6 separate regions of the Homo sapiens genome follow, and all the other regions are linked to region 3. A link is a contact called in ENCODE Hi-C or POLR2A ChIA-PET data. All regions are on one chromosome and are shown on one strand. The core of a region is the stretch at or near the end of the contact, and the rest is flanking DNA. Distances in the headings are between cores, read along the strand shown.

Region 1 (4,886 bases), core at 81-2,580, 440 kb after region 3:
AGAAGTGAGCAAGTTGGTGGCATCTCCAGCAGCATTTGCTTTGGACTTGCCTCAGCCGAGGACAGATTGACTTTGTCTTCTGAAAATGAAATTAGGCTAATCATTTATGTTAATGTTTTAATTTAACAGTTTAGAGGGGGAAAATAATTATGTTTAAAGAATTTTAATTCTCTAGGATTTAAAAATAAACTTCTACTTAAAGGTTAAGTTCCAACTCAAAAATAAGATTCCAGATAGCAAAAAGAAGGTGGAAAATGAAGCCATAGATAGTTAATGTGTCTGCCAGAGACTATCTCAAATTCCTTGCCATGTGTACATCATGGGGCAGTGGAAATAAAGACTTGGAACACAAACCCTGGTTTTCATCTTTATCTTCTCCCTAAGTAGCCCTGTGGCCTTGTGGTAAATTCCTAAACTCCGAATTGGGGTGGCTTCATCTCTTAAATAAGAGAATTATATTATTCTGGAGTAAATTATTTCTGAGCTCTCGTATTAAGGAATTGTTAGTTTTCTTTAAAATCTTGGCACTACCCAAGAAAAAAGTGCTGAATTCTGAGTATAGTAAGAAAATATATGAAACACCTGCATTCTTCTAGCTGTGTTGCAAATGCAATATGTACAGATTTTAGTACTTTGAAATCGTAATATCATCAATGTGAACAATTAAAGTTTGTGTTGGTCATAGTTCCAAATTGTAGCTGATTTTTATTTTTATACTCCACTCTTGGTCACATCTAACTTATTTCTTAGTTTGTCCTTTGTTAGACAAGCAATCCCTAAATATAGCACGGTTTCTATGGGAACATACATTCTCCTGAAGATTCCAGGAACACGTTTTATCTGAAAAATAAGGAACTGTCAGATAATACGTCCAAATTCAGGACTATAACCCAGGTTTTATATTTTTGAATTAATTTCATTTAAGTAGAGTTGTTTAAAATTAGTTGAAAAATTGGTTTCATGTGAAATTTTCCAGCTGAGTTGAATTGGTACATATTTGATTTTGATAATAAGAATTAAAATCTTATCTTTTATTGAGAGCTTTTTTTGAAATAATTAAGCATATGGCTCCATAACATTTGGATTCTGTTGTTTTACATCTCTGTGGCCACAAGCACTGTTGGATGATTGTGGAGCAGATGGCACAGGTGGGGACAATACTTACTCTTTTCCAAAGCAAATGAGAACTTTATCAGTTGTTACCTAAACGTAGGCCATAACGCACTTGCATTATGCATTTTTGTCCTTTTGAATTCCTGTAGCTGAGCAATAATATGATTTGGTGCTGAGTTTTCCTGTAACTGCTAGTTCCTTCCATCTTTAGGGTGTAGTCACCCAATACTTCCTCAAAAGTATGCCTTGATGTCTTAGCACAGCTACAGATGACTGTGAAGTTAGGGCAGAAAGTGAGAAGGTTGACATATGAAAATTAAAAACTTTTGAGGAAAACAACCCTCATTGTTGAAGTTACATCACCAGAGGATTGGACTTCAAAGAAAACCATATGTCCAAATGGCAGTTGATGAGAGAAGGGACCTTTGAAAATGGAAAATTATAGTTATAAATATTGGACGCTTACTGCTGAGAATACAAAAGTCTCACAGGAAGTCATGCCACAGGTCGTTTTCATTCTGAATGTGAAACATTTGGGGCAATACATAAAAGTACAATGAGAAACAGCATTGAAAAATACCTTTTAAGTGTTTCATTTTAATAAGAAATATTTCTGAAAATAAGACATTGAGAGTGAAAATGAAGCATTTACTTATGAGAATATTCTCGAATGTGTTTCACCACTAACTGTAGAGATAAACATTCCTTTGTGGCTGGGATGGCTCATCTGGGCTCTTCATTTTCACTGTTCCTCCTTGTGAGCCTTCAGTCTAAAGCTATTCTCTCGCTTCCTCATTTTTCACATGGTTTTAAAGACTGTTGAGGTTAGCGAAGTCTTGGTTCCAGTAAACTGCTCTCATTGCCTGCCCTGATCATGATTAGCAAATGACTATGGTAAATTATATCCTTATAAAAGATAATATTAGGAGTAATATTCCCCTGAAATACTATGAAAAATATCACACGGTGTACATCCACTGTGATATTAGGAGTAAATTCCCCCTAGGATATTATGAATAATATCACAGGGTATAATATCACACCCACTGTGATATTAGGAGCAATATCCCCATAAGATATTCCAAATAATGTCACAGGATGTACACAACAGGTGTACATCCACTATGATATTAGGAGTAATATCCCCATAAGATATTACAAATAATGTCACATGGTGTACAAACCGAGTGTACACCCACTGGAATATTAGGAGTAATATTCCCCTAATATATTACGAATAATGACACAGGGTGTACAACATTGGTGATATTAGGAGTAATATCTCACTAAGATATTACAAATAATATCACAAGGTGTACACCCACTGTGATATTAGGAGTAATAAGCAACTAATACATTACAAATAATATCACAGGGCATACACACAAGTTGTACACAAACTGTATTATTAGGAATAATATCCCCCTAAGATATTATGAATAATAACACAGGGTGTACACCCACTTTAATATTAGGAGTAACATCCTTCTAAGATATTATGAATGATTTCACAGAGTGTGCACCCACTGTGATATTAGGAGTAATATCTCCCTAAGATATTATGAATAATATTACAGGGTGTACACACCGTGAGGTATTCGTAGTAATGTCCCCCTAAGATATTACGAATAATATGACAGGGTGTACATCCACTGTGATATTAGGAAGAACATTCCCCAAAGATATTAAGAATAATATAACAGGGTGTACCTCCACTGTGATATTATAAAAAATATCTTCCTAAGATATTATGAATAATATCACCAGATATACACGCTGGTGTACATTTACTGTGATATTAGGAGTAATAGCCTTCTAAGATATTATGAATAATACCAACGGGTGTACACACCAGGTGTACACCCACTGTGATATTAGGAGTAATGTCCCTTAAGATATTAGGAATAATATCAAAAGGTATACACACACTGTGATATTAGGAGGAATATCCCCCTAAGATATTACAAATAATATCACCTGGTGTAAACCCACTGTAATATTAGGAGGAATACCCTTCTAAGATATTACGAATAACATCACCAGGTGTACACCAACTGTGATATTAGGAGGAATATACTCCCAAAATATTAGAAATAATATCACAGGGTGTACACCCGCTGTGATACCAGGAATATCCCCCTAAGGTATTACGAATAATATCACTGAGTGTACAGCCACTGTGATATTAGAAGGAATATCCCCCGAAGATATTATGAATAATATCACAGGATGTATACCCACTGTGATATTAGGAAGAATATCCTCCAAAGATATTAGGAATAATATCATAGAGTGTACACCCTCTGTGATGTTAGGAAAAATATCCCCCTAAGATATTACAAATAATATCACAGGGTGTACACCCATTGTGATATTAGGAGGAATATTTTCCTAAGATATTATGAATAATATTACAGGGTGTAAACCCATTGTGATATTAGGAGGAATATCTCCCTAAGATATTAAGAATAATATCACAGGCTGTATAGTCGTTGTGATATTAGGAGGAATATTCCTGTAAGATATTATGAGTAATATCACAAGGTGTACACACATTGTGATATTAGGAAAATATTCCCCTAAGATAATAAGAATAATATCACAGAGTGTACACCCACTGTTATATTAGAAGGAATATCCTCCTAAGATATTACAAATAATACACAGAGTGTACACTCACTGTGATATTAGGAGGAATATCCTTCTAACATATTATGAATAATATCACAGGGTGTACACCCACTCTAATATTAGGAGGAATATCCTCCTATGATATTACGAATAATATCACAGTGTGTACAACCGCTGTGATATTAGTAGAAATATCCCTTTCAGATATTACTTATAATTTCACAGATTGTACACACACTGTGATATTAGAAGAAATATCTCCCAAAATATTACAAATAATACTGCAGCATGTACACCGCAGGTGTACACACACTGTGATATTAGGAGTAATTTCCCCCTAAGATATTAGAAATAATATCACTGGGTGTACACCCACTGTGATATTAGGTGTATTATCCATCTGAGATATTATGAATAATATCACCGGCTGTACACCCAGTATGATATTAGGAGTAATATCCTTCTGAGATATTAAGAATAATATCACCGTGTGTATACACGCTTCTATATTAAAAGTAAAATCCCCCTGATATATTACAAATACTATCACTGGGTGTACACCCACTGTGATATTAGGAGCACTATCCTCCTGATATTATAAATTACTTTTAATACCACTGTACACCCACTGTGGTATTAGGAGTAATATCCCTGTAAGATATTACGAATAATATGAGCAGGTGTACATTCACTGCGATATCAGGAGAAATAGCCTCCTGATATACTACGAATAATATCACCAGGTATACATCCACTGTGATATTAGGAAAAATATCCCCCTAAGATAATACGAATAGTATCACAGGGTGTACACCCACAGTGATATTAGGAGGAATATCCCCCTAAGATATTACGAATAATATCACAGGGTGTATGTACATTCACAGTGATATTAGGAGGAATATCTTCCTAAGATATTCCGAATAATATCTCAGGGGGTACGCTCACTGTAATATTAGGAGAAATATTCCCTGAAGATGTTATGAATAATAACACAAGGTTTACACCCACTGTGGTATTATAAGGAATATCCATCTAAGATATTACAAATAATATCACCAGGTGTAAACACCAGGTGTACACCCACTGTGATATAACCGGGGGTACACCCACTGTGATGTTAAGAGTAATATCCCCTGAGA
Region 2 (4,792 bases), core at 948-3,447, 480 kb after region 3:
GCATGACCGAGAAGGAAATGAGAGCATATGTAGGGAAGCACGCATTGTCTCTACCAAAATGAAAATGGAAGTTTAAAAATGCAAGTACTCATGGGAAAGGTAACACACTGCACATCTTAGCCACTGTCTTCCCTGACTGCAATGGCAGAGGGTAGAAGGGGAGGGAAGAGGTGCGCATATATGGAGGCGCATGTAGATTCTTTACAATTTGTCTCAGGTGAGGAAGGGTTAATGTGTGTGCTCAGATGTGCCAGTGAGTAAAGAAAAGAGTATGTTTTCAAGCTTCGCACCAAATGTGAAAGTCACTTGTTTCTTTTTTCCCTTTTAATTCTAAATCTGAGAAAAAGCAGTGCTCCGCTTTGAATTTCAAATGTCTTCAACATTGAAGTCTGTTAATCAGGCTATTTTCTTATCAGCTCTGAGTCTCAAATGCTGCATCTATAAGAAGAGAAGTCCTTTCCAGTTCTAAGAGCAGTGACTGTGTGTGGCTTCAGGAATGATAATTACACATTCCAAAATGCATCCTGGATTAATTTCTTAATTCACATCTACCAGAGATGTGAGTACCCAATGCTTAAAGAACTATGGTTCCATGACTAACAAGAAGTGATTCACTGAGCCCAACAAGCAATCTAATCTAATTGCCTCTAAGTGTTGTTTAGTAGGGGTAACTTTGGCTATTTTAATGAAATGTGAATTTTTAGAAATTATAGACAACAAAACAAATGTGTGTTCAGCAATTCCTGCCTACAGGAGTTCACACTCACTTAAGGAAGGCAAGGCACGTGCAGTTGAAACAACTAGCGAAAAAACAATTCTAAATAAACTAGCGTTGTATACCGATATAATTAAGTGCTAAAGTGTGCAGTTCAATCAGATAATATAAGATTTGGAAAAGAAAGGTGATAAAGTATGCCCCCAGACAAAATGGACTCCCTGTGGCTAACTGAGGAGCTCAAAGTTAAAACAGAACTAGGTGTCCATAGCTGGGTGACAGAATGGTCACATGTTCTGCGCTCTCAGAAAGATGTTGTAAAAGTATCAAAGGACCTCCCATTCTACAATCAAGCTGAACCAGCTCCTGTTCTGTTGTTGGGCTACAAGATAAACTGCTGCAAAAAGCACAGCACCTGCCCACACCTCCCAGTGCCGCAAGCCCCAGGCCCCATTGGCCATTTGAAAGAAACATCTGACAGGGACTGCTGGTTTGGGGCTTGGGAAGCAACCAGAGATCACCTCCCCTAGCCAATTAAGGCTCAGCTGTTTGGGCCAATCAGAACTCAGCTCTGTCAGCCAGTCAAAACCAAACAAGACTCAACCCTTTGTTTGCATAAATAGACCTGGTTGGGAACCTGGGTGGGGACTTTTCCTATAAAACCCCAGGCATGCCATCCCTTCATTCTCTGGAATGGACCTTCATTTTACACAGCGGCCTGCATGTCTGCCTGATTTGCAAACAGTTCTCTGGAATAAAATCTCTTTCCTCCAGATTCTTTTTCAGAGAGCTTTTGTTCACAAAGGGGATAAAAAGATTAAGCTAAGATGAAAATCAGAAAAAAAAAAATAGAATCACTGCAATAATAAGGCTCATTATTTCCAAGATTTTTATGTATCCTGGTCTGAGTATGTCCGTCCTTAAAGCATATGAACTGAAAAGAATAGGAATTGGATTTATGGGTTTTGATCCATTTAAAATATCAGTATTACAAAGTTTTCTAGTGAAGTTAAACGAATGCCCGCAAGTAATTTTTTTACAGAAACCCAGTTGAGAAGGGCTGCAAGAATTAAGAGTATTTTGAAAATATACCAGAGTAAGCAAAAATTGCAACATATGATGGTTAAAAAAAAAAGCTCAGTAGTATATCATATTAAAGATTTATATATTAAATATAACAGAATTTAGAAATTATTTATGTGTATGGGACACTGTTTTTATCATTTTTTCACGTAGAGTTGTCACCATCATTCATTGTGAAGAACAGTATATTTAATATTCATAGGAACATAGTATAAACATTCTTCTATGTAATATTAAATTCACAACAAATGGAGTATTTCTTGGGTTACATGGGAAAAAAAATAGCAGAATCTTGCTGAGCCTCCCCAGACAGATTCTATCACCAGGACAGCTCTTTAAGTTCCCAGATGCGGGTGCCTCCCTTCCTTGGCAGAATGCCTGGTGGACTTGGCAGCTGCCTTCTCAGCCCTTATCACAGCTGAGGCTTCCTGGGGAGTCACGCTTCTCCTCTTCCACCCACTGTGGGCGTGGGGTGCCACCCCACGGCTTCTCCTGGTAGCTCTGATGCTGCCACTGCAGTGACCCTGGCACCATCTGGTCCCTGGATGTACTTGCTGACACTGCCATCATCATCACCTGCACCTCTGCCCCAAGACAAGGTTGAGGATATTTTTCCCAGACCAGTTTCCCCAGTTGGGGATGTTTGTCCTAGGCCTAGATGCCATTCTAGAATCAGGAACTTAATCAAATCATAGATCTTCACTTGAAGAAAGCATAATGTCGATGGCCATGAACCAGCAATTTTTCTTCCTTTCTCTCATCTCCCTACTCCTTTTTAGGGCTATTCTGCCCAGCCTCATTTCCCCGTTCTGGATGGCAGATCCATCTTCTAGAAATAACTTTCAAGATGGAACTATAATCCAGGTCTTTGGTTGTAATCGAGGTCTTCTGGGAGTTCCGTTTTGGGATCCAGACTTATATCAAATCCTACATTTGCTTCTGGGGAAAGTTAAAATTTTGATATACAAGAGAATTAAAAAAATACTGTGCCATCAGAGATTAAAATGCTAATGGAAAGTAATTCAGGAGAGAAGAAAAATTGATTATGCTAATAAAAATAATATCAATTTGGTTGAAAATGCAAAATACAGTTTAGGTCCTCAGGGGCCATGGTAGAGAGTGTGGTAGGATTAATGAGAGAAGGAGTGGGGTAGTCCCTGCTTTGTGCGGGGTCTAGTCTTGAGGGGTTATTCTTGCTGTTCATGGTTGATGTGTGACGACACCTCCATACTTGTGTTGGAATCCTAGGGATTTCTGGGCATCGGCTCCCACTTCTAAAGACAGGGACTCTCCTGTGTCGGAGCTTTTGGGGTTCTGCTGAGAAAGGGGGAGGCTGAGTAGCACGAACTATCATGATTGATTAGTAACGTCTGCTACAAAAGTGGGAGGGTGGGGGACGGCTCATATGGCAAATATTTATCACCTTACCCCATAACATGCTTTCTGGCTGTATTGTCAGGCTGCTAGGAAATGCTTTCCACTCGGAACTGAGACCTAAAACTGGAAACTAGGCTGCAGGACCACCTGGGTACGTGTGAATTACAGAGGTTCATGCATTTCCAAATGGGGGTGTCATTTTAGAACTGGGGCGTAAGATGATGAGCAACAGAAAAGACAACGCCGAGCCCCCGGGTATGAGCTCAGAACTCTTTACATGTTTGATGCTCCAAATGGTCTAGGGCAGGGGGGCTTCAGAGCCTTGGCAGCAGAACGTGGTCGCGTAGATGTTTATCTGATTTTCTGTTGCGCTGCTGCTCAACCGCCACTACGGAAGTGCACACTGCCACCTTATGGACGTCTTGAGAAGTTACACTTACACGTTATTAATTATATTAAATAAAATTCAAATGTAATAAATAATGTCAGGGGTAGTTTTTATAAACATTTGCAATGAAAATTCATATGAGGACTTCAGACAGAATATATTCAAATGAAGAGTTGATTTCGATTTCACTGATGAAATTAAATAACAGGATTAAGATGAAATTCTCAGCTATTTTAGCATTTTAGTGTTTTTCTGCTACTGAGTTGTGGGAATTCCTTATATGTTTCGGCTTGTCATAAATATGGTTGACAAATATTTTATCTGATTTTATACGTTTTTTCACTCTATTGATTATTTCCTTGGTTGTACAGAAACTTTTTAATTTTATGTAGTCCCACTTGTCTATTTTTTACTTTTGTTGACTGTGCTTTTGGTGTTGTATTCAAGAAATCACTGCCAAGATCATTATCATGAAGCTTTCTCCCTATGATTTCTTCTAGAAGTTTTATAGTTGGGGTATTACATTTATTTATTTATTTAAAGACAAGATATTGTTCTGTCACTCAGCTGCAGTGCAGTGGCACAATCAAAGCTCACTGCAGCCCCAACCTCCTGGGCTCAAGTGATCCTCCCATCTCAGCCTCCCAAGTAACTGCAGGTAACTACAAGTGTGCACTACCACACCAGGCTATTTTTTGTGGAGACAGGGTTTCTCTGTGTTTCCTGGGCTGATTTCGAACTCTTGAACTCAAGTGATCCTTCCACCTTGCCCTCCTAAAGTGCTGGGATTACAGGTGTGAGCCTCCAACCCTGGCCAGGTCTTACATGTAAGTCATTAATCTATTTTGAGTTGAATGTTGTGTGTGGTGTAATATACACATGTGAATATCCAGTTTTCCTAACATTTGTTGAAGAAACTACTGTGTATTCTTAGCATCTTTGTCAAAGATCAATTAATCATATGTGTGTGTGTTTATTTCTGCACTCTCCATTCTATTCCATTGATTTATGTGTTTATCTTTAAGCCAATACAATACAGTTTTAATTGCAGTAGCTTTGTAATATATTTTGAAATCAGGAACTATGATGCCTCCAGCTTTCTTTTTTTTTCTAGAGATTGTTTTGGTTCTTCTGGATCTTTTATAGTTTAATATGAATCTTAGGATTGTTTTTACTATGTCCGTAAAAAATGCCATTGGGATTTTGATAGAAATTGCATTTAAACTGCA
Region 3 (4,624 bases), core at 1,664-4,163:
TCTATATATAATCACTGTTACTTCTGATGAAATTTAGGGAAGAAAGGTTCTAGCCTGGGCTTTCTCATTCCTGGCACAATTAGCAGCTGGGGCCATACTTCTTTGCTGTAGGAGCTGCCCCGAGCATTGCAGGATGACTGGCAGCATACCTGGCCTCCACCCTCTAGAGGTCAACAGTCCCTTCCCCTCAGTCTCGACAAATTTTCACATGTTGTAGAAGGGACCCGGTGGGAGATAACTGAATTACAGGGGAAGTTTTCCCCCATACTATTCTTACGGTACTATTCTTATGGTATTCTTATTCTTATTCTTATTCTTATAATGAATAAGCCTCAAGAGATCTGATGGCTTTATAAGGGGAACACCCTCTCACTTGGTTCTCATTCTCTCCTGTCTGCCGCCATGTAAGAGCCTTCTGCCATGATGGTGAGGCCTCCCATCCACATGAAACTGAGTCCATGTAAACCCTTTTTTTCCTTTATAAATTACCCAATCTCCCGTATGTCTTTATTAGCAGCATGCAAACGGACTAATACAGGCGGTAAGCTAGCAAATCCTCTAGGCAGATTACCGATGATCAGGGCAACCTATCCCATCCTTGAACTGGACACAAGGCACATGGTCTCATCAGGCTCTCCAGGAAAGATCAGCACACAAGCCCAACTCCTCTTGGTGAGGCATAACTGAGAAGGAAATACATTCTAAAATCTTCAGCCAACAAAGTCAGCATCCTGGTGTCCTATGCTTCCCCCAGCATAACTCTGGGGTTACTAGACTCCCTTTGTCAACTTCTCCCCACTACATCTGGAGTACTCTAAGGGCAAGGTCCACATCGCATTCACAGTTACAGACTCAGGGCCGCGGCAGGCAGGCATTTTAATACATAGCTGTTGTATGAATGCATCCCCTCCTCAATGAACATCTCATTAGAGCTACCAGCAGTACTGAGCCTAGTGTTATCAAAATTACCAAAGTAGATAACCTAGTATTACTTAAATTGCCCAGTAAAATACCAGCTACAAGAAGTTGTGTAGACAGCCGGGTACAATAATTCTTATACAAACTAAAATTTAAGAACCATTAAAGGGAGAAACAAAAGGGAAGTCTAGGCAGGTGGCTAGACATTCTAATCATCATGCCTTCCAAAGTCACTATCAAATCCCAGGTGGTGGGTAAAGAATGGGCAGAGAATGCTATACCGTTCCTGCTTGCCTGCTGGCTTGACTTTATTCCATTCCAAAAATATGGGAATTGTTCCATGTTTAATATTAAGATTCTATCACCTCGATATGCATGTTAAGTGGTGTGTTTATAGTTGAGTGGATTAAATAAAGAGGAATCACTTCTTCTAGAGTTAGGTACTGAAGTCTGTATAGCAGTAACATCTGACTCTATAACCCGTGAACAAGCCCACTCTTCCACTAAATGTCTCCGTAGGTTGGGTGGCATTTTGAAGACGACAGACAGAAATCGCTTTGACTCCCACCTAGAAACTCATCTCTCTACACATTGTTCTATGCCCCAAGTTCAACATGCCTCTTGCTGTAGTCTCTTAAAGATCTGTTACATCTCTACAGGTTTTTCCATACAGCTTAATTAATTCTTTCGGTTCCACAAAGGTCCCAAATACCTGATCACTTTTTGTTGTTTTTTCTGAATTTCCCATATAGTTTTTTAGTTTTGGGTGACTGCAATGGCTTTGAACCTTTTAATGCTCTTTGTAGTCTTTCTGTTGCACAGTAAACCCTACTGAGAAAAAAATTAAGCCTGTATGGCCATTCCTGTAGAAGCTGTGTGTTGGGGAAACGAACACACTTGCCCTGGTGAACCGTGTGTCCCCTCCCCTACTGCACTCACAAGCCCAACAGATGGGCCAGTGGAGGCCAGGGCAGATCAATGGGAGAGAAACACCAAACAGCTGGAGAAACGATCTGCTTCCACTCCTCAGCCCCTTCCTTCCTCACCAGAAAAGCTGTCCTCTGTCCCGCTAAGTCATTATCTACTGATGATGGATAATGGGTTTATAATGATGATGGGGATAGTGGAAAGGGAGCTGTTCATCTCATATTTTTAATGTTGAGTTGTCTCTGATAGAAAAAGACATAGACCACATTTTCCCCTTGCATTAGGTTAGGCAGAAAGGGAAAGGGCTTCAGGAGGATCACCCACTGAAAGCAGCCCTTCCCTCTTGGCACTGCTGTCTTCCTGGAGCCCTCTAGTCTTCACTTTTTTTTTCTTTTTCTTTTTTTGAGATGAAGTCTCACTCTGTCACCCAGGCTGGAGTGCAGTGGCACAATCTCAGCTCACTGTAACCTCCGCCCCCCGGGTTCAAGTGATTCTCCTGCCTCAGCCTCCCGAGTAGTTGGGATTACAAGCAGGCACCACCTTGCGTGGCTAATTTTTGTATTTTTAGTAGAGATGGGGTTTCACCATGTTGGCCAGGCTGGTCTCGAACTCCTGACCTCAGGTGATCTGCCCACCTCGGCCTCCCCAAGTGCTGGGATTATAGGCGTGAGCCACCACACCTGGCCTAGTCTTCACTTTTGAGAACACCGCCCTGCATGGTACACTGAACCTCAGAAGGGGCCACCGAAATAGGCTTTGGGTAAAAGTTTTGCTCTTCTCTTCTTTGTGCTACCATCCTTCTTATGCCAAACAGACTGAAATTGTCTCAATACCTTTAGTGTCTAGGTCAAGGAATACATGAAGTCGGTGGTGTGGTCAGCTGACATTATTCAGGATGTATGAGTGTCCAGGTTTGCTGAAGCCAGTCTTTGTTTCCCATGGGAGCAGCAGTGGTGGGCACATGTCCCCCCACCTGCCCTACACTGGAGGGTCTGGATGGATGGGTATATGGTGGGGGTGTCATTTCAGGTTCCCGTATCAGGGACCTGATGGCCATTCTGAAGACAGCCCGGGGCCTAAGAGGAAGTTTGTGGCTTCAGAAATGAGGGAACACGGTGTGTTCAGAACAGAACATGCAAGCACTCAGCAGAAAGAGAATAAACAGAGAATGGAATCCAGTGTGGAGGCTCAGTATTTCATTTTCTGTACACGCTAGCCATGTATGCTAATCTCAGCAACAATTCAGCCCATTTACTTGACAGGTGGGGAAATGTGCTATTAGCTACGGTTGGCTTGCAATATAATGGAAACTTGCAGAGAAAAGTCTTTGCTTTCCCAGTGTCTGGCATTGACATCATGAAGGCTAGGGGACAGCTGCCAGAAGGAGTGGCAGACAGGCGCCTAGAGCAGGCATGGGGCTGGGCACCGTGGACACGCACTTTACTCACTCTTCTTCACAGCCCTGAGTGACAGGTGTTATTATTTGCAGTAAATTAATGAAGATACTAAATCTTAACTAGTTTAAATGACTTCCTTCAAATCCTTAAATCCTCTCAGGTTGATAGAGGCCTCTTTAGTATGAGAACTGTTACAGGTGAATTGTGTCCCCCTCAAAATTTGTATGTTCAAATCCTAACCCCCAGTAGCTCAGAATGTAGCTGTATTTGGAGACAGGACCTCGAAAGAAGTAAGTTAAAATTAGGTCTTCAGGCCGGGCCCTAATACAGCATGTTTGTCTATTATCCTTTTAAGAGGAGGAAATCTGAACACAGAAGGTACAGAGGGGAGACCACCTAAGAACACAGGGAGAAGACAGCCATCTGTAAGCCAAGGAGAAAGCCCTCAGAAGGAACCAACACTGATAACACCTTGATCTCTGACTTCTAGCCTCCGTAACAGTGAGAAAACCCATTTCTGTTAGTTAAGCACCCCAGTCTGTGGTACTTTTTTATGGCAGCCCTAGCAAACTAATAAAACACAAAAGGCAGAAAGCGTCAAAGAAGAGCCTGATGATTTGATACAAGCAAGCTTAAAAACTTCTGAATTCCAAAAACCTTTATAAAAATTTAGAGACAGTGCTCGCTTCAGCAGCATATATACTAAAACTGGAACAATACAGAGAAGATTAGCATGACCCATGTGTAATTTTTATATATTAAAGTATTTAAAAAATTTAAACACGAATAACAATCTGAAAAAAAATTTGCAATAAATGTGATCCAACCTAGTATAAATATCCTTAATAAGGATCTCATAAATTTGTCAGCTGGGCGCAGTGGCTTGCGCCTGTAATCCTAGCACTTTGCAGGGACCAGGCAGGTAGATCACCAGGAGTTCTTGCCTTCTGCTGGGGATGAAGCTGAAGCTGAAGCTGTCTGCAGCCATGCTCCCTCCATGGGGAAAGGTCATCCACAATAGGAAAGAATGAGGCAAGGAGAAGCAAAGACAAGTCAAGAGGAAAACATTCAAAAGGGAACAAGGACAGAAGGCCTAGCTATGTTCAGTTTCTGTTGAGTTTCCTAACACTTTTCCTTCAGTTCTCTGTACTACCCTAACATCCTTCCTAGATAGACAAACTAATAAATTCCTCATTACGCTAAATCAGCTTGAGTTGTTTCTGTCCCTTACAATTGAAAAACTCCTAATATATCAACCTAACCATATCTGTTTACTGCCCTGAGTTCCAAACTTGTCATTAAATGACTGGAAGGCAAAACAGACTGAAGTTACACACTCTAACCTTGCAGTCAAGAGGAAATGGTCTTTTGCTCCCCAATTC
Region 4 (4,990 bases), core at 325-2,824, 380 kb after region 3:
CAGCTCGAGGCTGAAGGAAGGGGGTTAGAGAGGAGGTGTCCCTTGAAATAGAAGCTGAGGCCAGCTTGCAAAGGGCTTACATGTCATGGTAGGAACTCAGAGTTTTTTCTTTTCTCTAACAGTAACCAAAGAAGGATTTTAAGCAGAGACATGACAGAGGGCAGGGGAAAATCAGAGTTTGAGGCCAGGCTTCATGATGACCTTCCAAGGTCAATCACAGAGGTAAAGAGGGGATCCTCATGTGGAACAAGGAGGTCCACAGCCAGCCAGAGAGGCAGCCCTGTCCCCTGAGAGAGCTGGCTCTGGGTTTGCAGTTTATTTCTGGGATCCTGATGTCAGTTGTTGGTCTAGATCCAAATGTGGCCATATCCAAAAAATGTTTAATCCAGTCAGGGCACTTTTTCACCATTATTTCACCCATTCAGTTAACAACTCATGACCACTATTTAAAAATTATATGCTAGTTTTGAAAGAAATTCAAAGTTAAAAACAAGTCCACAAATGACTAAAATAATTAAAACAGAGAATAAGACAACAAAGGTAGGACTGAAAGGCACCTGTAAAGCTTTTTGAGAAAGGAGCTGAGAATGTCCCGGGGGCCTGAAGGGCTTGAAAGAAAATGCAGTCTGTGTTTACACCTCAAAGATGTGCAAGACTGTGTGAGTGGGGGTAATATTTTGGGAAGAGAAAGCGCAATGAAGATATATAGGTGAAATATCTAAGTAGCATCAACAAATAACTGTTGTTAATGTTGTTTAAAAAACAATTCCCTGGCTTCTTGTATTTGGAATGGATTGTCTCCGTGGAAGCAGAAACTACCTCTCTCTTACCTTCTTTCAGGTTTTCCTGGGATCAGCTGCACTCCTTAGCAAAAGTATATTGGAGAATCAACTGAGAAAGTAACTGAGACATTTCAATCATTTCTAGGTGTAAAGAAAGACCAGATCCCAGGAAAATATTACGGTCAGTTCAATGCCTAAGTATAACACCAGCATCACTGGCTGGGACCCTCAGAACCTACTCTCCTATTTTCCCTTCATCTTCTTCTCTTCTTTCTTTTTCTTATTCCTTTTCTTTGTTTCCCCCCTTCTTTCTCTTCTCTCTTTTCCTCCCTCACTTTCTTGATCTCTCGCTCTCTTTCATGAATTCACTGAATCATTGCAGAAGTACTTGACACATACCATGTTCCAAATTCTGAGCTACGGCACATGCTATATTTTTCTACAAAATAAAGTGTGAGGTGGATCTCTAAATAATAATAACAAGTGTATCTCAAACAGTCTATCCTGGGCACCTTGTAAGCTTCAGTTGTTTTCTCTTCAAAGTGCCTGTGTCCCAAAGCTCAGGACAAATTTCAAAACCTGAACCTGAATATTAAGAAATCTAAACATATATCATCTAAAGCTGGCATCCAGGAAAACAGAGCTTTTCGTTTGATCAGAGACTGCATATTTCTTACCTGCAAGTGTTTGTTTTAACCACACTTGGCAGGTTCTGTATATAACACGCGTCAAAGCCATCAGTTGCACTTGTTTTTGTGACTGCAGGTGCTGGCTTGCTTGTTCCAGGGTCCCAGGGCCCGGCCATGGCCATGGTGTTTGTCTCTCAGGCTTGTCTGTCTCATACCTGGCAGGCTCACTGCTTCACAGCTCACTGTGTCTCTCAGACATTCTCTTGGCTTTCCCACAGTCTCAGGGACTGTTCTAAATAGCAAGCTAATATTCTGAAGTGAGGTATTGGAAGCATTTCTGAGAAGCATTTATTATTTTTGTATGTGCTCAATTTTTTAGCAATGAAGACATTTCCTTTCAAGGTTGTTAAGCTTTGAACTTTCCATTTTGTGAAAAGGCTCGAAATTTCCTTCATTCTTTGTGGGCATCCAACTCTAACAGACACATAAATTAATAGACTAGGAAATATTTAACGGTCTAAGTTCAAACAAATATGTTTACTTTGGCTGAATTGATGTTGCTATTAATTGCTATTGAAATAAACCACTGTACAAAGAAATATGCCCTGGAGGATAAATGTGACACTGCTAAAATTAAAACTCAAATGAGAATTATCTGCAGATTTTAATGTTTCAAATTCAATTTGGAGAATTCAGTTCTTTAATGTAATACTGATAAAATCATGTTATTGATCCTGCATACTCATCTCTTCTCAGGGATTAGAGACAGGCTGTTACGAGTATGTAGCAATCCCCCTTGTACCTGCATAGGTGGGGAGGTGATTGTCCAGCTCTGCTGGTCGGGCACTGGATGTAGTCATGGCTGCAAGCAAGTCATGCACGTGGAGAACGAGGTGTCTCTCTGAAAGAAATGTAGAGAGAAAATTTTAGGTCAACTAATTAAAAATTCCCATCAATCTCTAGAATAGCATCCCATATGCAAAGGAATACTCTGTCGCCCAGGCTGGAGTGCAATGGCAGGATCTCGGCTCACTGCAAGCTCCGCCTCCCGGGTTCACGCCATTCTCCTGCCTCAGCCTCCCGAGTAGCTGGGACTACAGGCGCCCGCCACAACGCCCGGCTAATTTTTCTTTTTTTTTGTATTTTTAGTAGAGACGGGGTTTCACCGAGTTAGCCAGGATGGTCTCAATCTCCTGACCTCGTGATCCGCCCGCCTCGGCCTCCCGAAGTGCGGGGATTACAGGCGCAAAGGAATACTTCTTATACAGATATATAATTTTTTTGTCCCATTAGGAAAAAATTGTGCCCCAATCGCTTTCTGTCCTTTCTTACTAAATGTGAATCTTGAAATGTTTATTGCTTCATGGTGTTCCTCCATTTGGCCCCATCCTAGTTCTTGCTTTGCTTTTAGATGCTGGGGAGCCATCTTGGGAGTAGGGTGCCCATTACATGAGATGAAGTGGTCTTCAAGGGGACAATAAGGGAGTAAGTGCCTTGTAGAAAGAAGCAAAGTAAAGAGGAAGAGAGGTTTCTTTGTTTGTTTTTTTTATTTTTATTTATTTATTTATTTTATTTTTTTATTATACTTTAAGTTCTAGGGTACATGTGCACAACGTGAAGGAAGAACTTTCTAACTTCTCCTTTTCTTTCTCTCTCTCTTTTTTTTTTTTTTTTTGAGATGGAGTCTCACTCTGTCACCCAGGCTGGAGTGCAGTGGCGTGATCTCGGCTCACTGCAACCTCTCTTTTTGTTATTAGGTTGTTGCAAAAGTAATTGCGGTTTTTGTCATTGCTTTGAATGGCAAAAACCGCAATTACTTTTGCAACAACCTATTACCTAGGCTAGAGTCAGAGCCCCCTCACCTTGAGAGTGATGAGTTGCGAGAGTCTGCCCCCAGCAGGCAGATTGAGAGAGTGCATGGTTTAGCAGAAGGATAATTTTAGCTGTAGTCCATGGGACAGAATGGAGATGTTGCAATTTGATGCAGATCATCTGAAAGTCTTGTGCAATGTCCTGATTAAGTGTGGACAGAGCACCATAAAAAAGGAATTTGGAAGTTGGAAACATGCTGAGTTCAGGCAGACATAAAAGGCAGCATCTGGAAAACCTATCAGGACTCAATTTCAGGACAAGTGATCATAGGTAGGTGGGATCATGGAACTTGACCTCAAGGTTACACTATAGGAACAATAAATAGGTTATGAAGATAATGAGCAGATAAACAGCACCACCAAGGAGTCTCAGTAATAGATATGTAACAAAGGAGCAGAGCAGGACTCTTTATAAGAGCTAGATGGTCGTAAGGAGAGGATTGGCACAGCAGTGGTTCATGCAGAATCTCCTGAGACGCAGATAAAACTTAGTTCTGATTGGGAGAAGGTTATTACAAAGCTTGAGGTGGAGATGTAGTCACAGGAAAGTAGCAAGAATATATGGGGGAGCTGAGACATGAAGAGGCATTTCCTAGAAGGGAAAATTAGGCTTTAAAGTCAGGCAGATGGGTTTGCCTGGGAAACAATCAAGAGCGCTGAGTCTGAGCCAGGGAGCTGGTGGGGAGTGAGCCAAAGTGTGTCAGGTAAGGCAGAGAACCAAAACCAGATATCAGGTGACAAGTCAAGAATGAGTAACATAGAGTACATGAATAGGTCTGGGCGGGGCTGAGAAGATATGGACTTGGCTCTATGTGCTTGGCTAGCTGAATGTTTTGCAGCTATATCTACAGGTGCTTTTATTATCATACAGCCTGGCAAGGAATGTTATTATAAACAGCTTGGGTCCTAGGTTTTGGGATGGGAAGAAGCCCCAGCTCCTGGGAATAACTGTGATGTCACCATAACACATGGTGACTTGTCCCAGCAAATGGAGCAGGGACGTGGATGAGGAAAACCACAGATAAGTATTACAGCCAGGCAGGGTGGCTCACGCTTGTAATCCCAGCACTTTGGGAGGCTGAGGCGGGTGGATCACCTGAGGTCAGGAGTTCAAGAAGAGCCTGGACAAAATGGTGAAACTCCGTCTCTACTATAATACAAAAAATAAGCCAGGTGTGGTGGCAGGCACCTGTAATCCCAGCTACTCCGGAGGCTGAGGCAGGAGAATCACTTGAAGCCGGGAGGCGGAGGTTGCGGTGAGCCGAGATCCCAGCACTGCACTCCAGCCTGGGTGACAGAGTGAAACTCCATCTCAAAAAAAAAAAAAAAAAGAAAAAAGAAAAGAAAAAAAAAGTATTGCTAGGATTAGCATCACTGTTAGTTACCATTCCAGTTATTGCCCACTTGCTAGACCCCTCAGAAAAACAGAAGTTTGCAGGAATTTTGCAGCCAAAAGGTGATGTTTAAAATATTCCTAGAAGATTTTTTCCACTTCATACGTTGGATATTTATCTCATAAATTAATCAATATTGGCCGAGTATCGTGCCCCATGCCTGTAATCCCAACATTTTGGGAGATCAAGGCAGGTGGATTTCTTGAGCCGAGGAGTTTGAGACCAGCCTGGGCAACATGGTGAAACCCTGTCTCCACAAAAAATACAAAAGTTAGGCCAGGCGTGGTGGTGCACACCTGTAGTCCTAGCTACTG
Region 5 (4,436 bases), core at 1,683-4,182, 500 kb after region 3:
ATCAAAGTGTTATATGAAGAATTTGCCTGAAATATTTGCATGAGCATTTCACCATGTGAACTATTGTGTTGAATCAAAGAAGAATCAAAAGTCAGTTTACTAACAGTCTGACTCTGGTGAAATAGCAATTATAGGAAATACATAAAACTTCTTTGAAAATAGCAGATGGTTTTAGACCCTTGAGGAATCGCCACACTGTCTTCCACAATGGTTGAAATAATTACACTCCCACCAACCGTGTAAAAGCGTTCCTATTTCTCCACATCCTCTCCAGCATCTGTTGTTTCCTGACTATTTTTAATGATCGCCATTCTAACTAGTGTGAGATGGTATCTCATTGTGGTTTCGATTTGCATTTCTCTAATGACCAGTGATGAAAAACTTTTGTTCATGTGTTTGTTGGCCTCACAAATATCTTCTTTTGAGAAGTGTCTGTTCATATCCTTTGCCCACTTTTGGATGGGGCTGTTTGTTTTTTTCTTGTAAATTTGTTTAAGTTCCTTGTAGATTCTGGATATTAGCCCTTTGTCAGATAGATGGATTGCAAGAATTTTCCCCCATTCTCTAGGTTGCCTGTTTACTCTGATGATAGTTTCTTTGGCTGTGCAGAGGCTCTTTAATTAGATCCCATTTGTCAATTTTGGCTTTTGTTACCATTTGACCCAGCAATCCCAGTACTGGGTATATATCCAAAGGATTATAAATCATTCTATTATAAAGACACATGCACATGTATGTTTATTGGAGCACTATTCACAATAGCAAAGACTTGGAACCAACCCAAATGCCCATCAACGATAGATTGGATAAAGAAAATGTGGCACATATATACCATGGAATACTATGTAGCCATAAAAAACGACGAGTTCATGTTTTTTGCAGGGACATGGATGAAGCTGGAAACCATCATTCTCAGCAAACTAACACAAGAACAGAAAACCAAACACCGCATGTTCTCACTCATAAGTGGAAGTTAAACAATGAGAACACGTGGGCATAGGGAGGGAAACATCACACACTGGGGCCTGTCAGGGGGTGGGGGGCTAGGGGAGGGATAGCATTAGGGGAAATACCTAATGTAGATGACAGGTTGATGGGTGCAGCAAACCACCATGGTATGTGTATATCTATGTAACAAACCTGCACTTTCTGCACATGTATCACAGAACTTAAAGTATAATAAAAAAAAAAAAAGGAAAGAAAATTGCAGATGGTGAAGTGAAGGAGTACTACATGTCCTGTCTTGATAGGATATGATCCTGGTCAAAAATCCTTCTGTAGGTAGCCGTGCTCATCTATTAGGTCCACTCCAGGGATGAGGATCCCTACAAAAAGGTTCATTGTGTCCCTCTCTACTCTACAGTTGCTTTCTGTATCTCAGCCTGTGGATTAATCAGAAACTATTGTGAAAAATTATTTCCAGATGCTGCAAGTGGGAGGGAGGAAGGAAAGTAAAGAGAAAAAGAACGAAAGAGAAAGAAAGAAAAAGAAGAGGAAGAAGAAGAAGAGGAAGAAGAAGAGGAAGAAGAAGAAGAAGAAGAAGAAGAAGAAGAAGAAGGAGACGGAGGAGACGGAGGAGACGGAGGAGACGGAGGAGGAGGAGGAGAAGGAGGGGAAGAGGAAGGAGAAGAGGAAGGAGAAGAGGAAGGAGAAGGAGAAGAAGAAGAAGACGAAGGAGACGAAGGACACGGAGGAGACGGAGGAGACAGAGGAGACAGAGGAGGAGGAGGAGAAGGAGGGGAAGAGGAAGGAGAAGAGGAAGGAGAAGAGGAAGGAGAAGTGGAAGGAGAAGAGGAAGGAGAAGGAGGAGGAGGAGAAGAAGAGGAAGAGGAAGAGGAAGAAGAAGAAAGAAGAAGAAGAAAGAAGAAGAAGAAGGAGAAAGAAGAAGGAGAAGGAGAAGGAGATGGAGGAGACGGAGGAGGAGGAGAAGGAGGGGAAGAGGAAGGAGAAGAGGAAGGAGAAGGAGAAGGAGAAGAAGAAGAAGAAGAAGGAGATGAAGGAGATGGAGGAGACGGAGGAGACGGAGGAGGAGGAGGAGAAGGAGGGGAAGGGGAAGGAGAAGAGGAAGGAGAAGTGGAAGGAGAAGAGGAAGGAGAAGAGGAAGGAGAAGGAGAAGGAGGAGGAGAAGAAGAGGAAGAGGAAGAAGAAGAAGAAAGAAGGAGAAGAAGAAGAAGAGGAAGAAGAAGAAGAAAGAAGAGGAAGAAGAAGAAAGAAGAGGAAGAGGAAGAGGAAGAAGAGGAAGAGGAAGAAGAAGAGGAAGAAGAAGAAGAGGAAGAGGAGGAAGAAGAGGAGGAGGAGGAGGAGGAAGAGGAGGAAGAGGAGGAGGAGGAGGAAGAGGGAGAGGAAGAAGAGGAAGAGGAAGAGGAAGAAGAAGAGAAAGAAGAAGAAGAAAAAGAAGAAGGAAGAAGAAGAAAGAAGAAGAAGAAAAGAAGAAGAAAAGAAGAAGAAGAAGAAAAGAAGAAGAAAAGAAGAAGGAAGACGAAGAAGAAGAGGAAGAGGAAGAGAGAAGAAAGAAGAAGAAGAAGAAGAAGAAGAGAAGAAGAAGAAGAAGAAGAAGAAGAAGAAGAAGAAGAAGAAGAAGGAAGAAGAAGAAGAAGAAGAAGAAGAAGAAGAAGAAGAACAAGAAGAAGAAGAAGAAGAAGAAGAAGAAGAAGAAGAAGAAGAAGAAGAAGAAGAAGAAGAAGAAGAACAAGAAGAACAAGAAGAACCAAACCAGGGTAGATGAAGACAAAGTTAAAAAGAAAGAAAAGGCTGGTGCTGGCAGAGAGCCTTCTGCTCCGATTTGAGGTGTATGCATTTTATGCTGTAAAGCGTGGCCAGTCACAGGAGGATTCAAAGGCGAGGAGAGATATGATCAAATCTGCACTTGGGAAAGCGCACCTTGGTGCGCATCTGGGGATAGAGGAACGTAGGGATGGGAGGATGGGGGATGGGAGTTTGGGGATGAGGCAGCTGAAGAACAGAGTCTTGTGATGGTGGAACCAGGACTTCGTTGTTCCTTCATTGTGTGGGCAGAAGAGGTGGAGGATTTTAGGCGCCACCTGGTCTTGTCCCCACTGCCCAGGTATAGCTGCTGTCTGGAGCAGGGGCCTCGAGACGCCGCTCAAGTCTCACGGGCAGATGGGTTGGACAAAACATTGCCCCCCTTCTTCTTCCCAGACAGGCAGGGAATCCCTCTTCTTCCTTTTGCTGAATCAGCTGGAGAAGAAAGCCCAGCAGGAGGCCTGCTAGCCTCAGCCTCGGGCCCTACCAGGGTCCTAGGTACTGGAATGGAACTTCGCCGAGGTCACCGCTCAAACGGCCACAACGAGGGAGCCGATTTAGATCCTCTGGGCCTGTTCCTTCCTTTTCTTTAAACGTCCCAGTCTAGCTTAGAGGAGGACCTGTTTTGTGTAAGGCTTGCCGGAGCAACCAGCACCTTTCCTGGAATACAGTCTTGTTTGTGGCTTTTCCTTTGTTGTACGCTAGCGTGCACTATCGCCCGCACGCTGACTGACCCCTGTTCTACACCGCCCCTGATACCACTGAATAGGGAGTTTGAGAAGTTTATGTCGTGCCCCAGAAAACACTAGTGGCCTTGTTCTCAAGATTAAATATCCTTAGAGCAGCCAGATCTGAAGAGGGACCCCAGAAAGATCCACGGGCATGTTCATTTGTTTGCAATTGATAATATAGGAAACACTTTCTAATATTTCAGGAAAACAAAACCTTTAAAAAAACCAGACGACGTGTAACTCCTAACATTCTTACCTTGCTTCAGGACTGTTGGGAGGATAAGATAGTGTGGCAGCTATAAGCATTTAGCATAGAGCCTAGCATACAATAGTCCTTCCATGACATTAGCTTCTCTCTCCCCAGCAAAGATGACACTGCATAATCCAATGTACAGTGGGGAAATTTTTCACTAGTACATTAAGATGTTATTTGCAGTTAGAAAGAATGAATACTGTAATCCCAGCACTCTGGGAGGCTGAGGTGGGAGGATCACGGGTCAGGAGGTTGAGACCATCCTGGTTAACACGGTGAAATTCTGTATCTACTAAAAATACAAAAAAAATTAGCCCGCCGTGGTGGCGGGTGCCTGTAGTCACAGGTACTCTGGAGGCTGAGGCAGGAGAATCGCTTGAACCCAGGAGACGGAGGTTGCAGTGAGCCCAGATTGTGCCACTGCACTCCAGTCTGGCAACAGAGTGAGACTATGTCTCAAAAAAAAAAAAAAAAAAAAAGAACAATGAATAAGACCTAGTATTTGCTAGCACAAACAGGTGACTGCAGTCAAAAAATCTAAATTGTACATTTTAAAATAACTAAAAGAGTATAATTGGATTGTTTGTAACACAAAGGATAAATGCTTGAGGTGATGGATACCCCATTTACCCTGATGTGATTATTATGCATGGCATGCCTGTATCAAAATATCTCAGATTTAAATACAC
Region 6 (4,707 bases), core at 281-2,780, 400 kb before region 3:
TACTCATGAAGCATGTCACTGGTCTCTTCCCCAATGAGGAGATCAGTTTCTCTGATGACCGGAGCTCCTTGAAGTCAACGGGACTTCACAGACATTGATTTGTTGCCTGCTGGAAGCCAGTTGTATAGAAAGTAATTGGGAAGCACAATGGAGTGGATGTAGCCCAGCCTAGGAAGTGTTCCCAGCCCTTAGTGAAAACATAGGCCCTCATACATGGAGACAAGATTTGGGAGAAAAGGCCCAAAGCTCTAAAACACTAGTACACCTTCTTAATGTAGAATTAGAGCTAGAAGGGGCTGCCCCACCAGAAAAGCAAAGGAGCCTATGCTAGCAGTGACTGGTTGCCTTGAAGTGGGAATAAAGGGTCCTGAATTCACTCTGCGAACCCAGGGCAATAGCAAGTGTATTTGCTGTCCTTTCCAACGCCTGCTGACTCACGGCAGCTTTGCTCTACTCTCCGGGGATAAGGCTAAAGAAAACGCCACAAGTTTGCTCTGGGTGTGGTACCATCATTACTTCATTATTCACAGGTGATTTCCTATTCCAGTTCTCAACATTGTTTTCTTCCTAATTTTCAATTATGATTGTTTAATTGCACAAGGTCCATTATTGTCATACATTTTCTCAAAGCCTTTGTAGGATATAAAATAAGTTTTTAAGTTACTATTGCTATCTTAGGTACCTTCTAGAATCCTCTGACTCACTTTTATATGGTTTCTTCCTTTTCTACTTTCACAAGGGTTTTGAAAGGGCTTACAATACAAATGCACTAAGTCAATGAGCCTAAGGAAAGAAGTTGGAGCAGAAAATAAACATTAGGGAGGGAAGGAGGGAGGTACAGGCATACCCCAAACCGGAGCCCAGCCTCAGTGACGGGCATTTAACTTAGCACGAAGCTTTCCGGGAATCCCTAGAACGATCATTTAGAATGTCATTACCTCAATCAGCTTTATTAGAGTTATGGGCTCTTAGTTGCATAGTTGAAAAATAAGAATGCCTCTGTTTTTCCAATAGTGGCTCACTGTGTTTCCCTTAGCTCCCTGGATGGGGTTAAATCGGGCAAATTTCCCCAGTGAGATGACTTGCTGTGGCTCCATACCCCTCACATTCCCCTTAAGTCAGAGTCCATGCCTGCTAACATAATAGCCTGACATACTGCCCAGAGTCCTTGACGGTACTATTTTTAGCAACAGGGCCATGTGGCACACAGTCTAGAGTGACTGTATCTCACTCCATCCAATTTTCTTTTCAACTGGACCAACTTTAATTAAAAGGGGCGAACACATCCCCAGATCAGACAGATTCCCACTTTGGACTGTAGAACCCAAGGAAGTGACATTTTTAAGAAACTCCTTTGGAATCCTGGAATGAAAGGCATCGGAGGTAGGTTATTGAAATGACTGATCTCCACCTGTCCCTGCCTCTCCTGCCAAAGGAGGATGGGACGTGGACAGTCTGCAGGCACAGCAGAGGTAGCCTGAGCTGGGAACAGGAACAGCAAAGCTGACAGCTGTGCTTTTCTGCACCAAGCACCCTGGGAAAAATCAACACTTGGGCAGCCCTGCTGCCATCTGTGGCGTTTCTGCAGCAGACAGGTTATTTATAGAAACTTGTTTGTGCAAAGCCAATATTTACCTGTCGGGGCTGTCAAAATTTACATTTCATCTGTGCCATTAGCCTGCTGTTTCCCTGTCAATAAAGGAAATTTCCATCACTAGAAAGGGAGACTGGGGGCAGCTATGAGGACTACAGTCCCCTCCCAGTAAGTGAGAGAATGAGTGGTATTCATGGTTACAGGGTAAGTGCATCTGTTGCCCAAGTGGCCACTGGACCCTCATGCTATGCTATGAAGACAAAGAGTTGTCAAGACCCAAAACTGGAATTCTCCCAACTGCTTCTTTGTAATTTAATCTTCAAAGCCACCCTTAGTTAAAATGAGAATGGCATGTTCCGCAACCACCTCTGTGTTTGTGTTGCTCCGTGCCTTCCAAAGGACTATTGTTATCTGTGGTAAGGATGAGGGGTTGGGGGCTCTCCCTAAAAACCCACTTTCTTCTAAAACCATCAAGATCCTCCATTTTTCACTGAAAATAGTCATCTCTTCTACTTCTCTGATTATCCTCTTCAGTCTTTTGGGAGTTCATCTTCTCCTGCCTGTCTCTTAAATGCAGATGCACAGTCCTGGTCCCTTCTTCTCTTCTCACTCCCCACCTTCTTCCTCGGTGAGATCATCTATTCAAATGACTTAACAGTTTTATCTAATTCTTGTGACTCCAATTTCTCCAGCCCATCTCACTCACCTTTCCTCTATAGGCTCTTCAGCAAAATTTAAAAATAATCACAATGAATTAATTTATTTTTTAATTGTCAATTTATCTTTTTGTTATTTTTTAAAAATTATTTTAGATTTGGGGGTACACGTGCAGGTTTGCTACATGGATATACTGCACAATGCTGAGGTTTGGACTTCTATTGAACCCGTCACCCAAATAGTGAGCACAGTACCCAATAGGTAGTTTTTCCAACCTTGCCCTGCTCCCTCTCTGCTTTGGGAGTCCCCAGTGTCTACTGTTTCCACTCTTATGTCCCTGTGTACCCAATGTTTAGCTCTCACTTATAAGGGTGAACATGCGGTATTTGATTTTGTTTCTGTATTAATTCACTTTCTAGCTTTGAGCAGGACAGTATCTCCATTTGGATGTGCCCAAAGCACTTCACATCTAGTTCATCCACTGAGCTCATCTCTCCCATATTCCTGGTGTGCTCTTATTCTCACATTCTCTATCTCAATTGCAGGTACTATTGCCCACCAATAAATCATCCCCAGTTTCTCATTTTCCAACTCACTCTCCATCACAACCTATCAACCACCCAAACCTGTTGATCCCACATCTTAAACACGTACTGACCACATTCCCAATCTGGGCCATGACGTTGATCAGGTGTTTATCTCCTGCTTGGATCAGGCGTTGGCCTCCTAATCTTTTCAGTCCAAAGAGTTTTCTTTCCAAAGCACAGATCTGATCATGTCTTTCCTTAGCCTAAAATATTTCTGTGGTCTTCAATAACCTTGGGTCAAAGTCTGAACTCCACAGCAATTTATACGAGGCCCTTCCTAAGCTGACCTGGCTCACCTCACCTGCTGCATTTCTTGCTCCTTTCCTCCTCAAACTCTGACCAGTGACCTAGAAGCATCCTTCTCTCTTCTGGCCTCCACCCAAGAGGCCACTCCCTCTGCCTGGAATGTCCCATCACCTCCCCACAACCACCTAGGCCCTGAGGATTCTTTTCCTGGCTGACTCTCTTTCCTCCTTCAGGATGTAGCCCAGGTTTATTTAACTGAATAATATGGCAAAATTAATGAAGGTCGAGTTCAAGTGACATAAGCTAGGCAAACACTTGTCTATCATAGACACAGTCAAGTGAGTTATTGTGCGTTCTTTGACTTATTATCCCCAACTCCTATGTCGGTTCCTAGCATGCAGAAGATGCTCAATAAGTGTAGTTTGAATAGATAAGTGGTGAAAAACATAACTAGGATCAAGAGGTACTTGATTTTATATAAAATATTTATCTTAGAGAAGTTTATAAGTACTTAAGAGGACAAACACTTGGTTCTTAAAATCATTTAGAGGGGTAGACAATGGGCGGGGTGGGGAGGACCACTATGTCCTGCACTGGTGGGTTGGGTGAAGGACGCTAAGGCAATGTGAGGGACCCAAGTTGACATCATCATGTGCAAAAGACACCAGACTCCTTCAACCAAAGTCCGGAGTAAGGAGAAGATTTCACATTGAGTTAGAATGTCATCTATGCACCAGGCACTTGGCATACATTGTCCTTTTATCCTTACAAAGGTTCTACAGAGCACATCATTTCATCTCTCTTTTACAGATTAGGAAACTGAGGTTCAGAAAAATTAAATCAACTGTATAAAATCACACAGCTACTACCCCTCCACAGAGCAGTAACTTCCTCCATACCACAACAGTCTCTACCATTTATTGACCTCTTGACTGTGTGCCAGGTGCTATTTGAACCATTTTAGATTATCTCATTTTTTTCTTCACTATAACCCTACAACTATCTCCTTCCTATGAAGAAGGAAACTGAGGGCTAGGATACAAACCCAGTTCTCACTGTTCCTAAATCCATGCTCTTAACCACCTTCCTATATACATCAAGACGCAAAAGGGATTTGAACATTTTCCCACCATACGGCAGAGCCTCTAGGATATGCTCCCTATAGAAGGTACTGCTCACTCACTCTTTTTGTTTGTTTGTTTTTGAAATGGAGTCTCGCTCTGTCACTCAGGCTGGAGTGCAATGGTACGATCTTGGCTCACTGCAACCTCTGTCTCCCAGGTTCAAGCGATTCTCCTGCCTCAGCTTCCCGAGTAGCTGGGATTATAGGTGCCTGCCACTACGCCCAGCTAATTTTTGTATTTTTAGTAGAGAAGGGGTTTCACCATGTTGGTCAGGCTGGTCTTGAACTCCTGACCTCAGGTGATCCACCCGCCTTGGCCTCCCAAACTGCTGGCATTACAAGCGTGAGCCACCATGCCTGGCCTGCTCACTCACTCTTCAAAGATCTCATAACACTTTTTTACCCTATGGTAGAGGTACTTACTTCCATCTGCCTTGCATGATGAGAGACCCTATCACTGAACTGGAAACGGCACCACTTCTTATTCCACTGTGTTTCCC

The links. A loop is a pair of places that touch in the nucleus more often than their neighbours do. ChIA-PET counts read pairs that join two places held with the same protein, here RNA polymerase II (POLR2A). Pooled maps may share reads with other maps.
Region 1: a loop to region 3 is called in a pooled map, with 2.0 times the contacts of the local background. The contact joins two enhancer-like sites. A Hi-C loop is called at or near these places in 8 of 37 single-sample maps with no recorded cell type and 7 of 50 pooled maps. POLR2A ChIA-PET finds 5 or more read pairs at or near these places in 2 of 52 experiments (OCI-LY7 and activated B cell).
Region 2: a map of B cell shows a loop between it and region 3 (7-fold over the local background). The contact joins two enhancer-like sites. A Hi-C loop is called at or near these places in 3 of 168 maps with a recorded cell type or tissue (B cell and GM12878), 35 of 37 single-sample maps with no recorded cell type and 15 of 50 pooled maps.
Region 4: a map of GM12878 shows a loop between it and region 3 (2.6-fold over the local background). The contact joins two enhancer-like sites. A Hi-C loop is called at or near these places in 1 of 168 maps with a recorded cell type or tissue (GM12878), 10 of 37 single-sample maps with no recorded cell type and 5 of 50 pooled maps.
Region 5: a pooled map shows a loop between it and region 3 (2.2-fold over the local background). The contact joins the promoter of NME8 here to the enhancer-like site in region 3. A Hi-C loop is called at or near these places in 3 of 50 pooled maps.
Region 6: a map with no recorded cell type shows a loop between it and region 3 (2.8-fold over the local background). The contact joins two enhancer-like sites. A Hi-C loop is called at or near these places in 1 of 168 maps with a recorded cell type or tissue (GM12878), 21 of 37 single-sample maps with no recorded cell type and 6 of 50 pooled maps.

Annotation. Positions count from the first base shown.
Region 1 is chr7:37,785,526-37,790,411 of GRCh38, forward strand. No RefSeq gene overlaps it. Among named protein-coding and RNA genes, the nearest start is that of NME8, 61 kb to the right of the region's middle. Within about 2 kb of position 1,331, at least 3 of the 41 ENCODE cell types and tissues checked have a DNase peak (open chromatin) inside an H3K27ac peak, as active enhancers do.
Region 2 is chr7:37,830,159-37,834,950 of GRCh38, forward strand. No RefSeq gene overlaps it. Among named protein-coding and RNA genes, the nearest start is that of NME8, 16 kb to the right of the region's middle. RefSeq lists an enhancer at 2,331-2,430. Within about 2 kb of position 2,198, at least 2 of the 41 ENCODE cell types and tissues checked have a DNase peak (open chromatin) inside an H3K27ac peak, as active enhancers do.
Region 3 is chr7:37,347,223-37,351,846 of GRCh38, forward strand. All of the region lies in intron 1 of ELMO1 (engulfment and cell motility 1), which reads right to left. It also overlaps the pseudogene RNU6-565P. Among named protein-coding and RNA genes, the nearest start is that of ELMO1, 99 kb to the right of the region's middle. Within about 2 kb of position 2,914, at least 4 of the 41 ENCODE cell types and tissues checked have a DNase peak (open chromatin) inside an H3K27ac peak, as active enhancers do.
Region 4 is chr7:37,729,076-37,734,065 of GRCh38, forward strand. All of the region lies in intron 2 of GPR141 (G protein-coupled receptor 141), which reads left to right. Among named protein-coding and RNA genes, the nearest start is that of GPR141, 48 kb to the left of the region's middle. RefSeq lists a silencer at 1-71. Within about 2 kb of position 1,575, at least 2 of the 41 ENCODE cell types and tissues checked have a DNase peak (open chromatin) inside an H3K27ac peak, as active enhancers do.
Region 5 is chr7:37,845,665-37,850,100 of GRCh38, forward strand. NME8 (NME/NM23 family member 8) reads left to right here and starts at 2,933. Exons shown (of 18, transcript NM_016616.5): 1 at 2,933-3,064; 2 at 3,160-3,392.
Region 6 is chr7:36,944,586-36,949,292 of GRCh38, forward strand. All of the region lies in intron 16 of ELMO1 (engulfment and cell motility 1), which reads right to left. Among named protein-coding and RNA genes, the nearest start is that of MIR1200, 28 kb to the left of the region's middle. Within about 2 kb of position 1,531, at least 6 of the 41 ENCODE cell types and tissues checked have a DNase peak (open chromatin) inside an H3K27ac peak, as active enhancers do.